Regions from separate parts of the Homo sapiens genome. Here regions 1, 2 and 4 are each linked to region 3. The links are chromatin loops, found by intact Hi-C in ENCODE. Cell type or tissue: ascending aorta. All regions are shown on one strand. Region 1 has its middle 7.7 kb from the start of TARBP1. Region 2 overlaps ARID4B (AT-rich interaction domain 4B). Region 3 overlaps TBCE (tubulin folding cofactor E). Region 4 has its middle 23 kb from the start of SNORA14B.

The links. A loop is a pair of places that touch in the nucleus more often than their neighbours do. Peaks named below come from ENCODE experiments on the same cell type or tissue, not always from the same donor. Only the 100,000 strongest peaks of a DNase experiment are listed, where the experiment ranks them.
Region 1: a loop joins it to region 3, with 4 times the contacts of the local background. A loop is called at or near these places in 41 of 110 quality-filtered maps.
Region 2: it touches region 3 in a loop (8-fold over the local background); 100 of 110 quality-filtered maps call a loop at or near these places.
Region 4: a loop joins it to region 3, with 5 times the contacts of the local background. A loop is called at or near these places in 73 of 110 quality-filtered maps.

Annotation. Positions count from the first base shown.
Region 1 is chr1:234,484,419-234,489,418 of GRCh38, forward strand. No RefSeq gene overlaps it. Among named protein-coding and RNA genes, the nearest start is that of TARBP1, 7.7 kb to the left of the region's middle. RefSeq lists a silencer at 2,632-2,721 and an enhancer at 4,145-4,204. In ascending aorta, a CTCF peak has its summit at 2,718; a DNase peak (open chromatin) is centred at 2,705; H3K4me3 peaks cover 541 bases.
Region 2 is chr1:235,250,392-235,255,391 of GRCh38, forward strand. It overlaps ARID4B (AT-rich interaction domain 4B), which reads right to left. Exons shown (of 24, transcript NM_016374.6): 6 at 2,339-2,418. Among named protein-coding and RNA genes, the nearest start is that of MIR4753, 63 kb to the left of the region's middle. RefSeq lists an enhancer at 2,883-3,177. In ascending aorta, a CTCF peak has its summit at 2,970 (motif pointing right); a DNase peak (open chromatin) is centred at 2,980.
Region 3 is chr1:235,414,264-235,419,263 of GRCh38, forward strand. It overlaps TBCE (tubulin folding cofactor E), which reads left to right. Exons shown (of 17, transcript NM_003193.5): 4 at 170-355. Among named protein-coding and RNA genes, the nearest start is that of TBCE, 49 kb to the left of the region's middle. In ascending aorta, CTCF peaks have their summits at 1,238 (motif pointing left) and 3,030; DNase peaks (open chromatin) are centred at 1,238 and 3,028; H3K27ac peaks cover 309 bases.
Region 4 is chr1:235,102,021-235,107,020 of GRCh38, forward strand. No RefSeq gene overlaps it. Among named protein-coding and RNA genes, the nearest start is that of SNORA14B, 23 kb to the right of the region's middle. RefSeq lists a silencer at 2,260-2,429 and an enhancer at 3,050-3,189. In ascending aorta, a CTCF peak has its summit at 2,328 (motif pointing right); a DNase peak (open chromatin) is centred at 2,381; H3K4me3 peaks cover 584 bases.

The DNA of each region.
Region 1 (5,000 bases), 930 kb before region 3:
GGCTGTGGTATTTTCTGCAATACCTCCAAAACATCCAGAAAGAAAAATATACAATTGCCACGTCCAGTGTACTGCCTGTAGAAATTCTAGATCATAGATGTCTAGCACATAGTAGGTACTCAGTAAATTATGGTTGTATGAATGGATGGAGGTGTAGTTTCTGCAACTACTTATGTGCCCCTTAAGAACTGGGATTTTGGCTGGGCGCGGTGGCTCATGCTTGTAATCCCAGCACTTTGGGAAGCTGAGGTGGGTGGATCATTTGAGGTCAAGAGTTCGAGACCAGCCTGCCCAACATGGTGAAACCCCATCTCTACTAAAAGTACAAAAACTTAGCCAGGCATGGTGGCATGCGCCTGTAGTCCCAGCTACTCTGGAGGCTGAGGCAGGAGAATCCCTTGGACCTGGAGGCGGAGGTTGCAGTGAGCTGAGATTACCCCACTGCACTCCAGCCTGGGCGACAGAGTGAGACTCCATCTCAAAAAAAAAAAAAAAAAAAAAATACCCCCCCCCCGCAAAAAAATTGGGATTTGGTTTTAATTCATTTGTATACTAAATATCAACATTATTACCAGAAGCATGTTAGTTACTCAATAAGTACTTAACCTGGATGAATAAAAATTCAGCATTTTATAGTGATAGAATTCTAAGTTAATCAGCTGGAAAATTTCTAGTGACATAATTACCCTTGAAACATGAACATTTGCAAGCTGAAATCGTTGTGGCCTGGTTCAACATGAAACAATACGCAGCTTTGATACACAGAGGCGATCCAGCGTGTGAACAGCCAGCTACCCCTCCGCATCCTCATGGAGATGAATAGTTGCATTGGAAGCCATATGTGAATAGGATTTAGAATAGTTTTCTTTCCTCATTCCTTGCAATTTTCCTGCTTCATCCATAGATGAATTAGGGTCGTGACTGTTATTTTAACATCAAAAGCAGGTGTACTATGGATGAGTGTCTGAGTTTTCCTCCCTTTAAAGTAGTAGAGTTTAGTTACTTCAGTCTAGCTCACGTATCCCTTACACCAGGGGTCCCTAACCCCTGGGCCATGAACCGCTACCCCTCCGTGACCTGTTAGGAACCAGGCTGCACAGGAGAAGGTGAGCTGCAGGCGAGTGGGCATTATCACCTGAGCTCCGCCTCCTATCAAATCAGCAGCGGCCTTAGATTGTCTTACCACCTGAGCTCCGCCTCCTATCAAATCAGCAGCCACCCCCACCTTCCCGGCTCCATGGAAAAATTGTCTTCCACGAAACCTGGTCCCTGGTGCCAAAAAGGTTGAGGACTGCTGCCGTACACCCAAAGTCAGCCGCATCCTCTGTTTCCTCGGGCAACAAATATGTACAGTTTTTAAAAAGAGGCCTGTGCTCTGGGCACGGTGGCTCATGCCTGTAATCCCAGCACTTTGTGAGGCCGAGGCATGCGGATCACCTGAGGTCAGGAGTTCGAGATCAGCCTGACCAATATAATGAAACCCCGTCTCTACTAAAAATACAAAAATTAGCCGTTCATGGTGGCATGCACCTGTAATCCCAGCTACTCGGGAGGCTGAGACAGGAGACTCGCTTGAACCCAGGAGGCGGAGGTTGCAGGGAGCCAAGATCGCGCCATTGCACTTCAGCCTGGGCAACAAGAGCAAAACTCCGTCTCAAAAATAAAAATCAAATCAAATCAAATCAAATAAAAAAGAAGCCTGTGCTTTTGTCATCCTGGATGGGAACGTCCAGCAGGGGCCTCCGAGAAGTCATTTTCTGCCCTGAGATCCCTCCTCCACCTCTGCATCCCACAGCTCTGACTACACTGGTTCCAACAAACTTAGAATGTAGAGGTGTTATTGACTACACCTTATATTTTAAAACTCACCATAAGGTGTCTAAAAATGGCTTTTTATTTCCTTCTGATCTGAAATGGTGCACCTATAGATGTGATTGCTCTGCTGCATCTCTGACTTTAATTCTGACTCTTCTCACTTTCCCAACTTGAAATGGACACTGCTTCCTTCTTAGTAAGGGTAATGGAGAAAGGAGCAAGAGTAAAAGGGAAATAGAAAGCATAAGTCAGGGAAGCTGATCCAGATAAATGTTCTTTCAAATGTCTCCTTCCTTCACGAGTGTTTGCATGGGGCCAGCCATGGTGGCTCTTGCCTGTAATCCCAGCACTGTGAGGCAGAAGCAGGAAGATCCCTTGAGGCCAGGAATTTGAGGCCAGCCTGGGCAACATAGGGAGACCCTGTCTCTACCCCAAAAAAAGAAAGCTGGGTGTGGTGGTATGTGCCCGTAGTCCCAGCTACTTGGGAGCCTGAGGCAAAAGGATCACTTGAGCCCAGGAGATTGAGGCTGCAGTGAGCTGTGATTACACCACTGCATTCCAGCCTGGGTAACAGAGTGAGACCCTGTCTCTACAAAAAAGAAAAAGAGCATTTGCATGGACTCACTGTTTGGGATTTTCAAGGCACACACTGCAGGTGCTTAACAGTCTTTTGTAATACCATGAGGGAAGCACTGGGCAAGGGCGCCATGGCACTGTGAGGGCTATAGGACTACGTAATGAATGATAACAATGTTGACCTGAGAGAGGTACACAGAGCTCCAACCCCACTGAAAAGATGCTTCTTAAATGCACAAATCTTGCATGCGTTCATGGTCCAGAATGCACAGGCAGTTGCATAACCAAAAACTAGCATCTGTTCAGAAGCTGACATTTCTCTGGACATTAGATGGTGCTGTTGTCAGCGCAGTGTGCTTTTTCCATCCTTTCAACTAAATGTTCATAGTTGCAAAGTGGAAAACAAGTATAAAAAGAAAGGAAATAGCAATTACATAGCAAGACTTCAGCTATAGCTTTCAGCTGTTTACGTCTAAGGCTCTAAGAAAGGGAAGGAGATTCTTGATAGGCTCTGTCTGAAATTTTTGCCTTCTGATGTTCCCCCGAAAGCCCTCAGAGAACCTCCGTGGAAAAATGCAGCTGCAGAATCATTAACACGTTTATGTTAAGTGCGATATCTAGAAAACTCAAATTCCCAGTGAGGATCTGTGGCAGACACCATTCATTATTAACCCCACAACCATCCTCCCTTCTCCCTCGCTGTCAAACCCTCATTTTTCTCAGGATGGCAACATACTGGCCCTTGGCCAATGGCTTATGTTTAGGCAGCAAACAGGACAAGCCTGTTCCCTGCTTCTCCAACCATCATTACAAGTCGGGCAATGGGTGCTCTCTGTGTCCTAGTCTTGGACAATGAGACATAAGCAGCAGTCTGCTAGGGATGTGTCTGGGAAAGCTTTTGCTTCTGATAAAAGGAAAGAAACCATTGTTGCCACAGTTCTCCTCTGTTCCTTCCTGCCTGATCACAGAGTGCTCTCTGGACCTATAGCTGCCAACTTGAACCCATGAGAGAACAAGCACGAGATGACAAACACCACAAGAAAAGTCGCAGGGGAGAAAACGCAGAGGGAACCTGGGTTCCTTGAAGCCATTCAACCAATGCTAGCAAATATCTATTTCTTGATAGTCTATAATATGAGAAAAATAAGTCCCTGTTTGTTCAAGCTTCCCTTGTTGAGTTTTCTATATTTCTCTCTGGTACAGGACTCCCACCCAGTTGCTTATCATTTAGTCCTGCTAGCTCCATTAGTTTTGACCACCTCCCGCTTTCCAGGGTTAGGGGCCTCTTCCTAACGGATTGCCACCATCATTTCTGCCTTGAAACTGACATTCACTGTTGCCCAGACTTGATCGTTTAGACCTATAAAGAAACAGAAACCAACAAGTAGAATCACCAGAAATCTTTAATCACTGGGAGACACATGTTCATACTGAATGCCTGGGCCTCACCCCAGACCAATTCATCTAGAAACTCTGAGTACAGGGCACAATCATCTATACATTTTTTTAAGGTTCCACAAGTGGATTGAGAACTGCTGGTCTTACTCATACGTTCCCCACTCACATGGCAGATATGCATAATAAATTGCCAAGGAAAGGAGGGAAAATAGTTAAGTATTGGGATAAGCCATCCTTTCAACATTCAGCAAATCATTCCATTATATATAGATACTGTCTCACCTTGGCTTGGTCGGCCTTGCTCTTTGGCTGATGGACATAAAGAGAAGCACGGACTACTTAGAGGTTCACTGGACTAACCAAAGGGAGGAAAGGGTGGCCCGCCCAATCTCATGGTGTCTCCAAGACCATGTTCATATCATACTGACTGCTTCTGTGTGTGTCGCCTGAGACTCCAGTAAAACTGCTATGAACAATTGGAGTCACCAAATTTCCCATCAGTTTGTCTTTTAAACACAATCTAAAAGCATTTTAAAAAGAAAAAAAAAGTTCTTATTTCTGCTACTAGCTACTTTCATTTCCTTTTTTTTTTTTTGCTTTTCTGCAAACAAACCAAAAAAAAGCCTATGCTTAAGTGGGCTGCACCGTGTCAGTATCTGTAAGGTAATCCATGGAGGCTCCTTCTGGTCCTGGGTCTGGCTTCTTTAGTCTTCAGTCAAATCCATAAGGGTTTGGCAGGCAGAGAATGCAGGATTAAGCCTGCCCATCCAGCCTGCTTCTGAGGCAAAATCAGAATTCTCAGGCTCTCTGCCACTGTCAGAATCGCTCACTCTTCTGCTTCTGACAGAGGAAAGAGATGGCAATAGATTCAGTCACACAAGGATTCCTGTTAAATGATGAATTGTGATGCCATAGAAGGCCGCACATCACTGCGGGGAGAAGTCAAAGCCCAGGGAGTTCTCGCCAGTGTGAGCACGCCAGAGGGGCCTTTAATAGCTGCATTTGCAATAAAGAAGGAGGTGAAATCCATTACCGGCTGTCTTTATTTTGCTAGCCCACTGATAAGCGATTGAAGTCTAGAGAAAGCGCTTCCAAGCACGTTTTACCTGCTCCATTTAGCCAGAGACTTGGACATATCAGGCCAATCAAATCATCACCAATAGCAGGAGCTACGGAGGTACTAATAGCTTTTCCTGGAATACTGGGAATTC
Region 2 (5,000 bases), 160 kb before region 3:
ACATACAGATGGTAGATTAAATTCCCCTATTGGGTGCACTCTGGACCACATCTTCACAGGGCTTAATATACTCAAATTTTAAAATATGTTTGATTGTTTGATTAATGCTTTTTCTCCTCCAACGGAGAGTAAGTATCCAAGGATAAGTTCCATGTTTACATGGCTTGGTTTGATTAATGCTTTTTCTCCTCCAACAGGGAGTAAGTACCCAAAGATAAGTTCCATGTTTACATGGGTTGGCTTAACCTTTGTCCCGGTACCTAGCACTACACAGCTCCGGGCACATGGGAAGGGAATTGAAGAATCACACACCAGTATTCTAATTTCCTTCTAGCAAAACATAAATTAGAAGTACACACCTGCACAGACACACTAAAACTGAACCTCCTTGAAGATATGAAGGATACATAGCCACTTGTTCATATTACCTTCAGCATTTAACTTACAACTGTCTTATGAACCATTCCAACTGAAAATTCTCCTGGTTAAAAAAAATAATATTTTGGCTATTTCTCTAGACTAAAAAAATAAAATGCAGACCTTCACTTAACAGGAGAAAAACCATGTCTTCAAGTCCTCATACTCACTGACTGTACGGAAATGAAATTAAAATAATTCCACGAACTCAGGGAGAATTCTGTACTTTATCACTATACTTGCCCCAAAGCTGTCTGTATTTATTGTATGTAAACCTTCAGTTTATTCCACACATATTTATTGAAGGCTTTTGTGTAGAAATTGCTAGGAAAAGGGGGGCCTATCAAGTGAGGAAAGAAAGGATATTCCCCTAAAACAGCTTAAAATCTTACAGCAAAAATGAGAAAAGTTAAAAAAAAAAAAAGGTCCTAAAACAAGAATAAGCAAGAGAAGTGCAAAACGACCAATTTGGGTAGAGAGCTCACGAAAGACATAGAGGAGGAAGCATTTATAATGGCCTTCAACATAAGTGAGATTCCAACAAGAGGAAAGGAGTCAATAAAGGAAAGTATGGACCATAGTCTGAAAATACCAAGCAGTCTAATAAGGCAGAAGTACAGGGAAGTGGTTGAATATGAGACTAAAGGGATAGGCTGGAATTATAATACAGAGAACCTGTCCAAATTCTAAATTTAAGTGGGAATTCAATCATTAAGAGAAGCAAAAATTTTTCAAAACAAAAACATAAAGTCTAATAGGTTAATAAGTAATATTAAAATATCCCCAAAGAAACACTATTCCAAATAGTGTTTAAGTAATAACACTACTAAATAAGTAATATTAAAGTAATATTAAAGTAATAAATAATAACAAATAAGTAATATTAATTAGTAATATTAAAATATCCCCAAAGAAACACTATTCCAAATAGTGAGTAGAGAAAAGAAATAGCTCGGCCACACTGTGTATCAATGAATATCTGTAGACTGGATTAGAGAACGTAACACCATTTAGAGCAACATCTACCTTTTAAATTCTGAATTGCAAGCGAGTTAGTTACAAAACTTTGTGAACCCTCTGCTCTTAGTAACATCTTTCAATTTAAGGATATGGCTTTGGTGCTAGAAAGTGCTGGTTAGAAAACCAGCTCTAGCTATCCATTTCCTAATCTGAAAGTTGGGGATAATAATAGTAACTACCTCATAATGTTGCAAATACAATAATGTATGTAAAGCACTTAGCAAAATCCCTGGCAATTATAAGCACCTCATCTATTCATCCAACTAACACTTATGAAGTTCATACTCTGCATCAGGCACTGTTACAGCAACTAGGAACAAAGCCATGAAGAAGATATACAAAGTCTCTGACCGTGTGACACATTCTAGTGAGGAAGGCAGACAATAAATAATTATGTACTCATATTTTGATGTTAGGGAATAAGACCTAAATCAATCTGAAAGGATGATAAGGAATGGAAGGGACAATTTTAGGAAGGGCAGTCAGGCAAGAGGAAAGGGCATAATAATATCAGCTAATAGCAGTAGCAGTAGTTAAAGACTGTTGTATCTACACATCCTTTAACTACGACAAGGATCAAGTAGATTACAAATCAGAAATCTGTTTTCTAGTTATTTACAAATTTTAAGTCTGTTTAAAAACTGCCTAAAGATAATAATTAAAGCCCATTGTATTTTCTCTGTGGACAAATACTGAAACACTTTACATAGACAAAAAAGAAGACAGAACCTGGTGCTCAAACACAGGGCCTTAAACAGGCTTCACAGATTACATCATAAGGGTATTGTGTATTAATGAACTTTCCTGATTAGGAAGTAGGTTTACTGAGTTGAGAAAGCAAAAATTTATTCCTCCCAATAAAAAATATTAAGACATGTTCATTTGTTAAATGATGACTTACTTCACTTTCAGCAAAATGCCTCTCTCCTTTCAGGCACAGTGAAGATCGTCTCAGTGTCTTCTCATCTCCGTCATCAAAAACTATGAGAGGGGGTAAAAATGGAAGCTACTGAAGGATTTTTTCAAAGATCAAAGAGATGACATGTATTACAATTTTCTGAGTGCAAACAGATCTACTATTTAAGACTACATTTGGAATTCAATTCACATTTTATGTTTTCTAGTGAGTAACTTCAAATATAGAGTTATTAAAGTAACTTTTCCAATTTCTAGTGAAAAAGAAACAACATATATGAAATGAAAACATCTTGTATAAAACAGGATATACCAAATAAAAATAAGAAGTTGGTATTTCAAGAGGAAAACATTTAAATGCTAATTAACTCTTCTCAAAATGGTAAAGAAATGACAAGTTTTCCTACTGACAGATATTGACAGATTTACCTAAGAAAGATTACAAGTATATGCAATCAGACTGCCCCTTTAAAAAAATAACTGTATTTTCATTATTTAAAGTAGGGTTTCTCACCCTTAGCACTGTCACTAGTGACATACTGCACCAGAAAATTCTCTGTTGTGGCAGGCTTGTCCTGTGCACTGCAGGATATTTAGCAGCACTCCTGGCCTCTACCCACTAGATGTCAGTAGCACCCCCTTCCCAGCTGTGACAACCTAAAATGTCTCCAGCTCCAGGCATTGCCAAATGTTCCCTGGGGGTAAATTCATCCCAGTTGAAAACTAGCGACTTAAAATACTAAAATGTCTATTAAAAGGTGATGGAAGTGTTAAGCAACTTGGCTGCAGTAATTACTTCACAATATATTTGCCTATCAAATCATCATGTTACATATACATTTATATGATTTTGTCAATTATATCTCAATAAAGTAGGGGAAAAATTTTAATAAAAATAAAGTACTTAAAGCACCCCAGCAAAACCACCATAAGTTAACAGATATGGAATGTATGACTATTTGTATTATATGCATAAATCTGTGATATACATAAATAATTTAGGGATATGCTACATTCCTTAGAAATCATGGGAAGACAGTAACTCTGTTTTAAATAATGTTACCAGATCTCTATTTTAGAAATTACATTTTCTGCCTACCTACTAAAATTAGATACTCTTCTTTCCTTTTCTTTTTCTGATGCTCAACAGGATCTCACGTTTATTGAGAAATGATTAATGGTTAAAAGAAAGCCAATACCCTTTCCTTACTGGCTGAACTAAAATTAGATTCTTATACGTTACATAACAAGTTACATTATGTGAAACTGGATAAATAATTTTCAGTACATCTTTAAATGATGTAACTAAAATATACAACATAAGTGTCACATTTAGTAGACTATTACAACCAATCACCATCTAGACTTCCTACATAGAATTGCTCACAGTCTTCTCACTTACATAAAGTCAAATATTTCCTTATGTCTCAAAATCAAATAATTTTCCCTCTATTTTCACCAGGTTTTATTCTCACACCAAAGAAGTATAAACAAAACTCACCTATTCTATCTGAAAGTTCTATCAAACTCTGAAATCACGAAAGACATTTTACTAGGTGTTTACTTTCATCTCTGAGGTCATTAAATGGTAAGAATTGTTACCTTTAATAAATAATACTGGAATAAATGGCTACCAATCTAGGACAAATACTTTTTAATCATTATTTTAGAATGTTGGAAAAAATACATACTACTGTAGGTGAAATAAAAATCTGTTTGTAAAACAAAAATAAAAATAAATTTAAAAAGTATAAAAAATTTGAAGAATACATTAGAAAATAGATTTATAACACTGATGGAAGGCTTTAAGATTCAAAACTAAAATTACAAAATAAAAGGTGACCATACAAAAACTGACTACATGAAAATTAAAAGCAGAGACAAGAATAAAGCAACAGGAGAAATATATTTATAACTGAAGTAGTAAACAGTTAATATCCAAAATATATAAAGAACACATATACCAAAACTAATAAGAAAAAGATAAATCATCTCAAGAGAAAAAGGGAAAGAATAAAAGAGCCAGCAACTCAAAACGGAGAAAACACAAATGAAATTATGTTCCTTTCAATAAACATATGAAAAGATGTTCAATCTCACTAGTAATCATGGGAAGGGCATACTGAAACAAAACTGAGATACTACTTTATGTCCAAATTAGCAAAAAATTTTTTTAAATGACATAAAATCTGACAAGGATTGAGAAAACAGACAGTGTCTTTTAGGAAGGCAGTTTTCATTAACTACTAAAGTTTTTGGAGTATATTTTTCTTCAACCTCTATTTCTCAGTATGTACACTAAAGAAATACTAGGATACAGTAGGTATCCTAATTAAGTACCTAATTAGGTAAAAAAGACATTCAATCCAGCATTTATTGTAATAGTAAGAAAACTGGAAACCTCATCAGTAAGAAAAAATAAACTAGCACATCAACTATTATAAAATACACTACTACTTTGTTTCCTGCTGGGAGCTAGATAGATAGATAGATAGATAGATAGATAGATAGATAGATAGATATATATCTCTCTCTCTCTCTCTCTATATATATATATACACAGTTAAAAGACATTTCTATTATAAAACAACATGAATATCCTTAACATTACTGAACTATAAACTTAAAAATAGGTAAGATTGGGGAAA
Region 3 (5,000 bases):
TTTATGGTCAATCATACTGATTATATATTATTTTAGTATGTGATATTCTCTTTTATGCTAATTTTGATTTTTTAGCATGTAGAAATTTTTGAAGACCTTCAGAAAATTGTATTTATGGCCTTTCTTGGTGGGTAATATTTTCTGTGTTTCATTTGCTCTTCTTTACCAGGCACCCGACAGGAGGATCCTTTATTCGTCCGAACAAGGTAAATTTTGGAACAGACTTTCTTACTGCAATTAAGAACCGCTATGTGTTAGAAGATGGACCAGAGGAAGATAGAAAAGAGCAAATTGTTACAATTGGAAATAAACCTGTGGAGACTATCGGTTTTGACTCTATTATGAAACAGCAAAGGTAAGTGGAGTTTATAACGGCAGAGCTGACTTTTATGGTTTTATTAAGGTTCAGAATTGAAATACCCATGACTGTATATGGATGCTCATGACTTTGCTCCTAAACTGGTTTATGGTTCCACAGAAACGGAATCAAAATCTGAGGAATCCAAGAATTATTTAGGGAAATTAAAATTCTTATGTTAGCACAGGATTGGTAGATTTATCCAGTTTGCAATTGAAATATTTATTGGCCCATTATTACTATTCACATCATATTATCTCGTGTTGACTAAGTAACCAAGGCTGACGTTTGGGTTCTTTTCTATTTCATGGTGATGATGGTAAGTTGGGAATGGAAACAGCAGTCTGAATTGTTCCCTATGCCGTGGAGCGTGCTGGTGCCGTCTGTTAATAGTAGGGAGTAGTTCTCACCTCGGGCTGCACATCTTCATCACCTGGGGAGCTGTGGAACATGCGGCATCCTTGGTCCCATCCCAGATCTGCTCAATCACAATTTTGGGATATGGGCTCTAATGCATTTTATTGTATTGTATTGTATTGTATTTTTATTTTTATACAGACAGGATCTTGCTATGTTGCCCAGGCTGGTCTTGAACTCTTGGGCTCAAGTGATCCTTGGCTTCCCAAAGCACTGGGGATTACAGGGATTAAGCACCCGGCCTTAAAATAATGCCCTTTAAAACTGCTGCACAAGAACATTCTCTTTTCTCTGAAACTGTATATTGTGACTTTGTACAAGGAGGCTTTCTAGTCATTCCAGTGAACTGCTTGAATCAAAGAGAGAGAAAGATAGTATTTACACAAAACCAGTCATGGCTGCACAAGAACTGGCCAGGCCTTGCAGCTTCCTACTGTGGTGAGTGACTTGGACGAGGCATCTGGGTAAGGACCCCTGGTGGCCACTGTGAGGATAAATTTGTGGCCACTTGGAGGCCTGCAATATATTTTCTTTCAGTCTCTAAAAGAATTAAGCTATAGTTCTGTCCAAAGTAAATTTCTTTACTATCTTTTGTTATTGTTGTTATTAATAAAAGTGCACATGGGGACAATGTGGAAAATAAATACATTTCTTGGTACATCTACTCTTTAGCATACATGGCCCCCATTAAAAAAAACTCAGAATAAATCAAGAGTTTTAGAAAAAGGAACAAATGGACTGTTCTTTATAAAACAAGATACCTTTATTGTTGAGAATTTAGAAATTACAGATTGAACAAAAAAGTATCATGATTAATGCCACCACTTAGATATAAGTATCGTAAACGGGCTGGGTGCGGTGGCTTATGCTTGTCATCTTAGCACTTTTGGAGGCCGAGGCAGTTGGATCACTTAAGGCCAGGAATTTGAGACTAGCCTGGCCAACATGGTGAAACCCTGTCTCTACTAAAAATACAAACAATTAGCTGGGTGTGGTGGTACGCACCTGTAGTCCCAGCTGCTTGGGAGGCTGAGGCAAGAGAATCGCTTGAACCTGGGAGGTGGACGTTGCAGTGAGCCGAGATCATGCCGCTGCACTCCAGCCTGGGTGACAGAATGAGACTCTGTCTCAAAAAAAAAAAAAAAAAAGAAAAAAAAGACGTAACTATCATGAACAGTTTTTACTGTTTACCCTACTGATTTACTTGGATTTAAAGAACTACATGCTTCATAGGGTTAGAGTTCTTTGCTTTATTTTTTCCCATTTAAAATACAAATAGCCTGGGCAACATGGCAAAACCCTGTCTCTACAAAAAAAATAAATAAATAAATGCAAAAATTAGCTGGGTGTAGTGGTGCGTGCCTATAGTCCCAACTATTTGGGAAGCTGAGGTGGGAAGATCACCTGAACCCAGAAGGTCAAGGCTGCAGTGAGACATGATTGCACCACTGCACTCCAGCCTAGGTGACATAGTGAGACCTTGTCTCAAATGACACACAAACCAAAAAAAAAAAACCCCAAATATTTACATATCTCTTACCCAAAGGAAGCATTTTTTTAATTGGTTAATCTCTTTCTGAGAATATTAACAAATTGCAAATGGATTTTCGTCCCCTAGTTTATGAACAGCTATGTAACTCATGAATTTTTCTGTAAATGACCCTACTACTTGAGTATCATTGCATTTAATCATTAGCTAGTGTCTTTCTTGATTGAAAAGGTAAAATTTTAGAGATTCTGGAGTAATCTCATATGTTGGCTGGAGATTAGTCAATTCAGAAATTATGAGACAGCTTGGTGGAATGCAGCCAGTGTTGGAGTTAGGCTGGGTTCAGCCGCCAGCTAAGGCACTTTTGGCTCTGACAGAAGTTAGAGATAGCTGCTTATTGTTTCTAAGCCTCAGTTTCCTCAGTTACAACATAAAACCTAAGATATAAGTGCTGTTGTGAATAACAAATGAGATCCTACAATTAATGATAGCTGTCAGTTAGGAGTTGAAACCTCTACTTTAAGCCATTGTCTTATCTCATCAATAAAATCCAGCTGACCAGCTTTGAGATCGTACCACTAAGAAGAGACTTACTCAATAAAGGAATCAAAAACAAATTAAAAAATCCATTATGTATGGTTTCTCTTGGAGATGGCTTTGGCTCTGGAGTGATGCTTGGACTGAGATCTGAGTCCTCATGCTTAGTGCCAAGTTGACCTGGCAAAGAAGGCTATTTTAAATTTTAGGGGGAAGGAGCGACATCTGTCGGACACAGTGCAAACTACAGTTTGAAGTAGTTGCCTGTTTCATGAGATTCCTGTAGTTCTTTTCAATGATGTCATAAGCCTACAAAGCTGGCTTTTGGGCAATTGCCGCGATAAAACACAAGTATTTATGTACATCTATCATGCATCAATAGAAATATTTGTTTTATAAAAAAGCAAGTATCTCTTAAATCAGTGTGGAACTGGAAATGGAATTGGTGGCGTCCAGTCTGATTCCAGGGTTTGGGAAGTTGGGCAGTGCCCAGCAGACACTGAGTTGACAGGACATAAGTAATGATTAAGTTGTTTGGCCCTAACTACGTACTTAATTGGAACTGTGAGGTATTTATTTTGGCCTAAGTACCATGAAAAAAATTACTGAAACCCTAAGGACCGTGTGGCCTGAGAAAGTTTGGGACCCTCTAACCTTGAATTCTGCTGCTGCCTTTTGTACCCTGGTTTTTCTTTCTTTTTTTTGTTGTTGTTTCTTGTTTTTTGTTTTGAGACAGAGTTTCACTCTTGTTACCCAGGCTGGAGCGCAATGGTGTGATCTCGGCTCACTGCAACCTCCACCCTCCCGGGTTCAAGCGATTCCCCTGTCTCAGCCTCCTGAGTAGTCGGGATTACAGGTGCCCCCCACTATGCCAGGCTAATTTTTGTTATTTTTTTTAGTAGAGACAGGGTTTCACCATGTTGGCCAGGCTGGTCTCGAACTCCTGACCCCAGGTGATCCGCCCACCTTGGCCTCCCAAAGTGCTGGGATTACAGGCATAAGCCACTGCCCCCGGCCATGTATTTGTTCTTCTGTGACTGGCTTATTTCACCTAGCATAATACACTCAAGGTTCATCCACATTGCGGCATATGTCAGAATTTCCTTCCTTTTTTTTAAGTTCGCACAATATTGCATTGTATATGTGTGCCACGTTTTGTTTATCCTTTCATTTGTTGATGGACACTTGGGTTGCTTCCACCTCTTGACTACCAGGAATAATGCTGCTGTGAACTTGTGCATATACCGTGGCCTTTTAGAGATGTGAAGTCTGAGGCACAGAGGTGCTAATTCACTTCTCCAAAGCCAAAGGAGATGGTGGAATTGGGATTTGAACCCAGGTGGTCTGGTTCCAGATTCTGTGTTCTTAGACATTATGTATGCGGATTCTTTTCATGAATAGAAAGCACAAGATTCTCTACACTTAACAAATGGCTGCCGGAAGTATCTGGTCATGCTGAAGCTGGGTGCGCTCTCTAGGAAGTACCTTAGGGAGGCTTTTACATGTGAGTGCGAGAAGCACTCCATAGCATGTACTTCTGCGTGGTTGGGAACAATCTAAATGTCAGCAGAAGAGTATGTACATTCCTTGTGGTCTGTTCATATAACAAACGCTGTAAGGTGTGAAGATGAATGTCCTGGAGCTCCATGTGTCACCGTAGTGAAATCTCACCACTGAACAATAGACTGTTGAGGAAAAAGTCAGGTGCAGAAGGCTCTGCGGAGTAGAATACCATTTATATCAAGTTTCAGAATATTAAAAAATGCTGTAATTGTTTAGGGATATGGAAATATATGGTAAAAATATTAAGAAATGCTTAAGATTAAATAAACACCAAATGTAGTATAAGGCCCTGGGGAGGGCCGGGCGTGGTGGCTCACGCCTGTAATCCCAGCACTTTGGGAGGCGGAGGTGGGTGGATCACTTGAGGTCAGGAGTTCGAGACCAGTCTGGCCAACATGGTGAAACCCCGTCTCTACTAAAAACACAAAAATTAGCCAGGTGTGGTAGCAAGCGCCTGTAATCCCAGCTACTGGGGAGGCTGAGGCAGGAGAATCACCTGAACCTGGGAGGGAGAGGTTGCAGTGAGTCTAGATTGTGCCACTGCACTCCAGCCTGGGCAACACAACGAGACTCTGGCTAAAAAGCAAAAAGAAAAGTTTACCTCTGGGAGTAGAGGGAGAATTGTGTTTGGAGAGG
Region 4 (5,000 bases), 310 kb before region 3:
ACACCAAATTCCCTCCAGGAAACTATCCTTCTCCTACTCTTAGCCCGTGTGCTTGGGACAGAGGGTTCCAACTCCATCTCAGGAGTGACGCATGTGAGATGGGTGTGAGTCAAGCAGTTCTGCCAGCTGCCTTGCCACAGTGCTTCAATTTTAGGCAGATCTATGAGCCAACTGGAGCCAAAGAGACGCAAAGAACAGTTTGTCAGGAATCACAGGATAGAAATTGTTGCCACTAGACTTGAAATTGGAAGGACATGAGTCTGAAGCTACCACAGCTGTATTGGGACCAGGAGGGAAGCATCTGCCCAAAACTACAGCCCAATCAAGAGGTGAGACCTGAAGGATGAAGAGAGAGAAAGAAACCAGATCCAGCTGTACCTGAAGCCCACCCTGCTGTCAAACAACAAAGTCCCCTTCTGCTTCAGTTTGCCTGGGTCTATAAGCATGGACAAAACACCTTACTTTGCTTTCTCTTACTCTATGAAGGGTACGTGGTTATGGCCAAATATGTAAAAAATACAGGAAAGTATAAGTAAGAAAAATCCGGCCGGGCTCAGTGGTTCATGCCTGTAATCCCAGCACTTTGGGAGGCCAAGGCAGGCAGATCACAAGGTCAGGAATTCGAGACCAGCCTGGGCAATATGGTGAAACCCCGTCTCTCCTAAAAATACAAAAATTGGCTGGGCGCTGTGGCTCATGCCTGTAATCCCAGCACTTTGGTAGGCTGAGATGGGCGGATCACCTGAGGTCAGGAGTTTGAGACCAGCCTGGCCAATATGGTGAAACCTCGTCTCTACTAAATACAAAAATTAGCCAGGCGTGGTGGCAGGCACCTGTAGTCCCAGCTACTGGGGAGGCTGAGGCAGGAGAATCACTTGAACCTGGGAGGCAGAGGTTGCAGTGAGCTGAGATCACGCCACTGCACTCCAGCCTGGGCGACAGGGTGAGACTCCATCTCAAAAAAAAAAAAAAAAAAAATCCATCCATAACCCCATAACCTAGAGATAATGATCAAAGTGAACTTATTGTTCCTAAAATTTACTTTGAAGACAGGAAAACCACCACTCATGAGCACCTTCAAGCATGTCAGTAACCCAAAACCAGATCCCTTCACAAGTTTCTCCATTTAAGCCGCACGACAGGAGTTTGTAGCTCATTTCTGTTTAGCTGTAGAGAGTAGTTCTAGCAGGCTTTTGACTTAGATTTAAGGATTTTTTTTTCTCCTCCCACATTCAGAAGCCATAAATCTGTACTCCAGGAAGCCAGAGGCATAGTATGAGGAGACAATCCCTATTCTGGGCTTGGCCCAGAATCAAACGCCTTTTTGCTAGAACAGCTGAGCTGGCTGAGGGAGCCGCCTGTCTCAGAGGAGCAGCTGGCATTTCAGGTGTGCCTTTTTTTTTTTTTTAATTATACTTTAAGTTCTAGGGTACATGTGCACAACGTGCAGGTTTGTTACATATGTATACATGTGCCGTGTTGGTGTGCTGCACCCATTAACTCGTCATTTACATTAGGTATATCTCCTATGCTATCCCTCCCCCCTCCCCCCACCCCAGGTGAAACCCAGTCTCTACTAGAAATACAAAAATTAGCTGGGCGTGGTGGCTCGTGCCTGTAGTCCCAACTACTTGGGAGGCTGAGACACAAGAATCCCTGGAACCCAGGAGGCGGAGGCTGCAGTGAGCCGAGATCGCGCCACTGCACTCCAGCCTGGGCGACAGAGCGAGATTCCGTCTCAAAAAAAGGAAAAAAAAAAAAAAAGAAGATATTCTCATGCCCTTTGGAAATGAGGCACCTAAGCCTCAGAGAAGTTAAGTGCCCCAGTACGCTGCACATTTAGAACTCAAACCCAAGCCCCTGCTTCTAAAAACCGTGTTCGTTCCGCCACCCCACAGCTGCCCCTCTATTTTTGTAGGGTGATTCTACAGAACTGGGAAGGTAAGGAGTTGTAGAAACCCTCTGCCACATTTTATTCTTTGCCTTTCGTAGAAAAAGATCATACTTACGTTGCTTTGACTCACTCTGAAGATTAACCTGGAATTGCGTCTCTTCTTGGACAAGTCAGAAGTCCTTTCAACTATCCTTTTCAATTATCTTCTCCTGTCTGGTAGTTTCCCATCTAGAATTTTAATTCACGAAGACTGGAAACAGGACTTCACAAAATGTCATCCTGGCACATTTTCCAGGAGGAACGGTTTTATTTATAAACAAATAATCGGAGCATTTTCATTTCGCTATGATGATCGCTGTAATTGGCAGAATCACAGTCGCGCTGGGGCTCGAGGCTCCCGGAGGCCGGGGGGTAGGCACGGCGCGGACGCACCCTAGGATCGCCGCCAGAGGGCGCCAGCGCGCTCCTTCGCGTCTGCTGCTGCCCTGATGAAAACGCTCACAGCGCACGCGGTACAGACGGAGCAAATCCTATGAACTTCTCCAGCCCAGTTTAGAACAAGGGAAAGGGGAGCGCGCGGTACCGGCTGTCCACTCCGCGGTCCTCCTGGCTCAAGTCACCCTGAGTCTTCCCCCAGCTGACAAAGGCGATCGGACGCACAGCCAGGACCCAGAACCGTGGATGGATCCACTTTGCCAATATATTGAAAAAACTGATGCCATGTTGAGAGAAGAGAGAAATCTATTTTTGTAAGAAATGTTACTTTACACATACTTTGCTGATTTTTTATCTCAAAAAACCCAAGACCTGGTGTAGTGTCCAGTAACTCAGTTGCCTGGAGCCCTATGCAATGAGACTGAATTTCCATGGGGCCCGGTTAGTAGCTTTAAATCATTTTCAGGCAAGGCGTACACACACACACACACACACACACACACACACACACACACACACACACGTATATACACAGAGAGAGAGAGAGCTCACCTGGTACTTCTCTTTCGTTTCATGGTGACACATTACAGTGCACACAACTTGACCAGCTTACAGGTGCTAGAAATGGAAGTCTGAGGCTGACAACTCAAGGGTGTGTGTGTCAGGGGCAACAGCTCCGTAGATGGGTATTATTAACTATAATTACACCAACCCAGCCTCTTTTGAAAATTGATCAGAGATGCTTTTTCTTGTCTTGATGAGTAGGTCGGAGTAATTATCATTTGCACTGGGAAATAATACCATTGGTTCTAGGGCTGATGTCTGCAAAGCTGGCTTCACTGTTTCTTGGACTTGTCTTTCATCACATACCTCAAGTCTCTCTGAGAAAGAAACTAATTCACTATTGTTTCTCCGCTGTGGGAGAGGAAGGCTGTGGGTAGGGAGTAAACTATAACCGAGATGTACACTTACTGTATTTCATGGTGGTTAGTGCCCTGGAACCAACGTTTTTGTTTCGTTTTTCAAATGCAACAGTCTGACAGGTTTTACTAATACTAGCCCTCATCTGGCTTTTACTGAGGTGTCTGTCTCGTGTTACAAACCATTCTGTGTACTGAGGATACAGCAGTGAAAAACAGTTAAAAAAAAAAAAAAAAAAAAAAAAGCCAGGCGCAGTGGCTCAAGCCTGTAATCCCAGCACTTTGGGAGGCCAAGAAGGGCCGATCACTTGAGGTTGTGAGTTCAAAGCCAGCCTCACCAACATGGTGAAACCCTGTCTCTACTAAAAATACAAAAATGTATTTGTACATGGTGGCACATGCCTGTAGTCGCAGCCACTCGGGAGGCTGAGACAGGAGAATTGCTTGAAGCTGGGAGGCTGATGTTGCAGTGAGCCAAGATCGCACCACTGCACTCCAGACTGGGCGACAGGGCAAAACTCCCTCTCCAAATAAAAAAGCTCTAAGTAATCAAATAACCAAGTAATTAATTACCCAAAGTCAGTCAGCAAATGAGTCAGAATTCAAGCCACAATAGCTATTATTCACACTAGTCACTCCTAAATTTTTTTATTTAGTGACAGTGTTTAAATTGAGCTAAGAATGTCTAACAGTATCTGAGTAGCTAAAGATTTGGAAAGTCTTGTCTTCTGCCATCCAACATTTGGTAAAGACATGGTTATTTTAGCCAGCATCCTTTTTTTTTTTTTTTTTTTTTTTGTATTGTTTTGTTGGAGAGAGTTTCACTCTTGTCGCCCAGGCTGGAGTGCAATGGCTCACTGCAACCTCCAACTCCCAGGTTCAAACAGTTCTCCTGCCTCAGCTTCCCAAGTAACTGGGATTACAGGCATGTACCACCACGCCCAGCTAATTTTTGTATTATTAGTAGAGACGGGGTTTCACCATGTTGGACAGGCTGGTCTCAAACTCCTGACGTCAGGTGATCCGCCCACTTTAGCCTCCCAAAGTGCTGGGATTAAAGGCATGAGCCACTGTGCCTGGCCTCTTTTTCTGAATATAAGTGAATTTTAAAAATCTGTCACCTGTGAAAGTAGACTAAATTCCAAGTCGTCAAAGTTCTGAATAAGCTGCCTACCTGGACTGCTGATCTGTAGTTCATCTAGCTCAAGGGAAAGCTAAGAAACAAAACAATCCTGTCTTTTAAAAAGGTTTGGGAAAAGCAGGGTATAGACGGGGCCACAGAGCACCCTTAAATGTTGAACTATAATGACACCTAAGTCATCCCTGTATTTGGCAAGTTTCCATGAAAGGGTGGTTCAAAATGACTCTTAATTATGTTTTTGGGTTTTTTCTAAAAGGCCATCTCAGAATTTTTTTTTTTTTTTTTTTTAGTTTGAAAGCAGCCTGTCCAACATGGTGAAACCTCATCTCTACTAAAAACACACAAAAAATTAACCAGGCATGGAGGTGCACACCTGTAATCCCAGCTACTCGGGAGGCTGAAGCAGGAGAATCGCTTGAACCCGGGAGGAGGAGGCTGCAGTGAGCCAAGGTTGTGCCACTGCACTCCAGCCTGGGCGACAGAGCAGACTGTCTCAAAAAAACAAAACAAAAACCTTTATGAATGCTCTTCAATGGCTGCCAGGTTTGCTTTTTTTTGGCATTTTGTTGTTAGGTTAGGAGGCTATCAAGAAATATGCAGAAAGCTAAAT